Regions from separate parts of the Homo sapiens genome. Here region 1 is linked to region 2. Evidence: read pairs that join two places in POLR2A ChIA-PET (ENCODE). Cell type or tissue: Caco-2. All regions are shown on one strand.

Region 1 (2,500 bases), 220 kb after region 2:
CTTGGAGTGTGATGGGTGTCTCCTGAGGTGTCCACTCTGCTCAGAAAAGACCTCTCTTCTTGTTGTTGCATTTTTTTTGTTTTTTTCTTTCTTTTTTTTTTTGAGATAAGGTCTCACTCTGTTGCCCGGGCTGGAATGCAGTGGCACGATCATGGCTTACTGTAGCCTCAACCTCCCAGCTTCAAGTGATCCTCCTGCCTCAGCCTCCTGAGTAGCTGGGATTACAGGTGCATGCCAGCACGCCCGGCTAAATTTTGTATTTTTTGTAGAGACAGGGTTTCGCCATGTTGCCCAGGCTGGTCTCAAACTCCTGGGCTCAAGCAAATCTGCCCACTTTGGCTTCTCAAAGAGCTGCAATTACAGGTGTGAGCCACTGCGCCCGGCCTTATTGGTTTGTTTGTTTTTTTGAGACAGGTTCTCACTCTGTTGCCCAGGCTGGAGTGTGGTGGTGCAATCATGGTTGAGTGCAGTGGTGTGATCATAGCTTACTGCACCACCGACTTCCCAGGCTCAAGTGATCCTCCTGCCTTAGCCTCCCGAGTAGCTGGGCTCACAGGCATCCACCATCGCACCTGGCTACATTTTATTTTTTTTAGAGATGGGATCTCCCTATGTTGCCCAGGCTGTTCTCAAACTCCTGGGCTCAAGTGATCCACCCACCTCGACGTCCAAAAGTGTTGGGATTACAGGCATGAGCCACTGTGCCTGGCCTTATTTCTTATTGATTTAGGAAGCTTGAAAGCATTTCTGGCCGGGTGTGGTGGCTCACGCCTGTAATCCCAGCACTTTGGGAGGCTGAGGCGAGTGGATCGTTTGAGGTCAGGAGTTTGAGACCAGCCTGGCCAACGTGGTGAAACCCCGTCTCTACTAAAAATATAAAAATTAGCCAGGGGTTGTAGCACGTGCCTGTAATCCCAGCTACTTGGGAGGCCGAGGCAGGGAGAATTGCTTGAACCCGGGAGGCGGAGGTTGCAGTGAGCCGAGATTGCACCACTGCACTCCAGCCTGGGTGACAGAGCAAGACTCCATCTCAAAAAAAAAAAAAAGAAAGAAAGAAAGCATTTCTGTCACTTGCAACCCACTGAATTCTAAGTCATTTGCTCAACTGTCCATTCATTCATTCAGCACACATTTATAAAGCATTGTTTCAATGTCAGTAGTCGGTAATTTTCTTTAAAATATTTCTGCATGGACAGCATGACACCGTGGGTGCTGCCTGTGACGCTGCTGTCAATGACACATAATGGGGGTAATGTGAATTGTACACTGCCCCCAGCTGCTTGCAGTTGGGCTATTCAGGAATCCTCAGCCCAGGGGCACTCAGCTGGCATTTTATCAGAACAGCCACACTCCAGAGGCCCTTCTGCAAATGCTGCAGCTGTCCTTATCTCACAGGGACACCAGAGGCTTTGTTAAATCAGCATAAAGAATGTCAGAAATGGCTTTCCATGAGTGGAATAAGTGACTTCTTGTTTTTTTTTTTTTTTTTTTTTTGAGACAGAGTTTTGCTCTTGTTGCCCAAGCTGGAGTGCAATGGTGCGAACTCAGCTCACTGCAGCCTCCGCCTCCCAGGTTCAAGCGATTCTCCTGCCTCAGCCTCCTGAGTAGCTGGGATTACAGGCGCATGCCACCACACCAGGCTAATTTTTTTTTTTTTGTATTTCTAGTAGAAACGGGGTTTCACCATGTTAGCCAGGCTGGTCTTGAACTCCTGACCTCAGGTGATCTGCCCGCCTTGGCCTCCCAAAGTGCTAGGATTACAGGTGTGAGCCACTGCTCCTGGCCTACTATCATATATTAAAAACAGCCAAAGACAGGAAATCAGGCAGTTGGGCTGCAGTGAGCCATGATCACCCACTGAACTCCCCGCGTGGGCGACAGAGTGAGACTCTGTCTCAAAAACAAACAAACAAAACAAAAAAACCCCAAAGAATTGAGCAGGACAGAATGGGTGCCCACTGCATGGAGACACTGCTCCTGGTGCTGAGAGGAGGCCTGCCCTCAGGATGCCCTCCAGCCTCACCTTTCATCCAGCTTAGCGGGTATTCGTGCCGGCAGCTGGCGCTGACGCAGTGTGATGTGTAGAAGGTGCCGTGCGCCTCCACCAAGTCCTCCTGTTCCAGCCCGGCTATTCGCTCCAGGGTATCTATGTTCTAGAGGGAGAGATGGAGGGAAGAGGGGTGAGGAGTGAGCCACCCCTTGTAGGCCAGAAGGCACAGTAGGGAGTTGAGGGCCACGAGGAGCAGTGAGGTGGTGGGGACAGGTGGAGAAGGGAGGGAGGAGAAGCAAGTGGCAGGGTTTATCTGAAGACTCTTCTGTTCATCCCAATGGTGCCACTTAAAGGGTGACAGTCAAGGCTGCTTAAAGGCAGGGGCCAGGCTGGGCATGGCGGCTCACGCCTATAATCCCAGCACTTTGGGAGGCTGAGGTGGGAGGATCACTTGAGGCCAGGAGTTCAAGACCTGCCTGAGCAACATATCAAGACGCTTGTCTCTACAAA
Region 2 (2,500 bases):
TTTCCTCCCAGGCCTCCTGGACAGGCCAAACCAGAACTGACTTCTAAAGTGGGAACCCCAAGACGGCAGAACATGAATCAGCCAAACAAAAGCTGCAGTTATCTCTGTGATGATTTCGGCAGTCGGCACGTGTATTTGATTAAAGCGTTGGTAACTTTGAATCTGGAGTTTTATGGCACTGTGTACTACTCATAATGGCTTTGTAGTGTGGCTCTCTTAGGGAGCTTAACTTTTACAACATGAACAAGTTCCAGCCTCCTTTGGTCCCATCAAGAGGCCATTTCTACCTGGTGGGATGCCACTTGCTTTACAAAGCATCTTTTGTAAAATGTTGAGTCTCCTTCTTTGAAGTTGGAAGCCAGGAAGCCTGATTTTTTTTCCAATAAGTATTGTAGAAGATGGCAGCCTGATTTATTTTTATTTATTTATTTATTTTGAGACGGAGTCTCACTCTGTTGCCCAGGCTGGAGTGCAGTGGCACAATCTCGGCTCACTGCAAGCTCCACCTCCCAGGTTCACGCCATTCTCCTGCCTCAGCCTCCCGAGTAGCTGGGACTACAGGCGCCCGCCACCATGCCCGGCTAATTTTTTGTATTTTTTGTAGAGACGGGGTTTCACCGTGTTAACCAGGATGGTCTTGATCTCCTGACCTCGTTATCCGCCCGCCTCGGCTTCCCAAAGTGCTGGGATTACAGGCGTGAGCCACCGCGCCCGGCCTGGCAGCCTGATTTTTAAACTGGCTTTTCTCCTAGGTCCTTTCCTTCTCTATAAATCCCTCTTTCACTTAGTATTTCCTCCTTGTTTCCTTTGGTCAGTTGGAGTGAGGGTGGTTCTAGTTCAGAGAAAGAGACAGGCATACAGGCTGATTCAGTCTGAGGTGCTTAGCTTTCTGTACCTCACTGGAAACCAGTCCAGGAATATGACAGGTTTCAGTAGGTTTCATTGGACCCACAACTCCCCATTTGAAGGCAGAGCTTGTCAAACGAGTTATGTGGCTTTTACTCAAGGAGGGAGGAACAGCAACAGGGAGCTCTGGGCTATTGATAGACACTCCTGCCTCTGAACACACAGCACCCAGCAAGAAGTTACCTTCATGGGTTGTCTAGAGTGAACATGGGCTGGGATTCTCTCAGCCTTAGCACTGATGATTTGACAACAAAAATCGCCCCGTGGGTAGAGTATAACGGAGCAAATGATTATGGTGGCCTGTGATGGTGCAGCCAGCCCAGCTGCTTCAGCTGGAAAGAAGATGGCGAGGTTTCCATTCTCCTGGCAGCATAGCCATGTGAACTTGTTAAATCTTTTAAGTAGCTGTATAGGAGGGGAGATAAGTGTGTGTGTGTTTATTCTTATCCCCTTAAATACAAAAACAAAACTTCCACTTTATAAAATCAATTCAGAGTGGGAAGAGGTGCATGGCACATGGAAAATGTGTCGGATTAGGTTGAGTCCTACCCCACGTTTGGGACACAGCTGTAAGTTTCCATGGTGGGTGGCTTATTATGCATTTATGCTGAGCTGAACCTGCTCCAAGCTGCTGCAGATAGGAAAGTCTGTCTTGGAGGGGGAGCTGCCTCTTTCTATCACACTATAAAGACATAAAAGGTCCTTTGAAAGACTCCAGCAGTCACCACTTGGGTAACAGAATTAGGGGCTGCTGAGCAAAGTGGGTCTGTTTTTTTTTTTTTTTAAAGACAGAGTTTCCCTCTTGTTGTTCAGGAGTGGAGTGCAATGTCACAATCTTGGCTCACTGCAACTTCCGCCTCCTGGGTTCAAGTGATTCTTCTGCTTCAGCCTCCCAAGTAGCTGGGATTACAGGTGCCGGCCACCACGCCTAGCTAGTTTTTTGTATTTTTAGTAGAGACGGGGTTTCATCATGTTGGCCGGGCTGGTTGTGAACTGCTGACCTCAGGTGATCCACCCGCCTCAGCCTCCCAAAGTGCTGGGATTACGGGTGTGAGCCACTGCGCCCGGCCACATTTTATAGCCAACCGGCTTCTTGTGTAACATGAGTTGGGGCTTCTTGGGCCCCAGAGTCCAGCACTCAGGTAGAAATATGACCGCCATGGCCAGACAGCAGCCCTCGCTGGGCCCCTCTTCAGAGCAGAGCTCTGTGCCGAGCCTTTAGGGGTATGAGAGAAACCGGAGACCTGGTCCGTGCTCTCAAAGAGCTCGCGGTGTAGCTGGGGAGAGAGCAAGGCCACATGAGACCTCAGAAGGACACTAAACGGCACACCGACAAGCTCACAGCACTCTAGCTGTGTCCCGGGAGAGGAAAGGGGTGAATCAGGGCAGGTGGGGTCAGTCATGGAAACTTTCATAAAGGAGGTGAGTGTGCAGGAGGGGCGGGCCTTTGCCCCCGCTGCGGGCAGGTTGCCGAGGGCAAGTATTAGGGGGTCCGGCGTGCAATCGAACATTTCTTAGCTGCCTCTTTGGAGTAGCGCTACCAGTTCCTGTCCCCATGAGCATCGTCTTCGGGGAGCTGCTGGTTTGAAGGATG

What was found. Peaks named below come from ENCODE experiments on the same cell type or tissue, not always from the same donor. Only the 100,000 strongest peaks of a DNase experiment are listed, where the experiment ranks them.
Region 1: POLR2A ChIA-PET joins it to region 2 with 6 read pairs; 5 of 35 experiments call an interaction of 5 or more read pairs at or near these places.

What each region holds. Positions count from the first base shown.
Region 1 is chr19:38,881,604-38,884,103 of GRCh38, forward strand. It overlaps SIRT2 (sirtuin 2), which reads right to left. Exons shown (of 16, transcript NM_012237.4): 9 at 2,024-2,153. Among named protein-coding and RNA genes, the nearest start is that of RINL, 4.6 kb to the left of the region's middle. In Caco-2, no CTCF peak of the experiment used is centred here; a DNase peak (open chromatin) is centred at 1,338.
Region 2 is chr19:38,661,235-38,663,734 of GRCh38, forward strand. All of the region lies in intron 1 of ACTN4 (actinin alpha 4), which reads left to right. Among named protein-coding and RNA genes, the nearest start is that of ACTN4, 15 kb to the left of the region's middle. In Caco-2, no CTCF peak of the experiment used is centred here; a DNase peak (open chromatin) is centred at 997.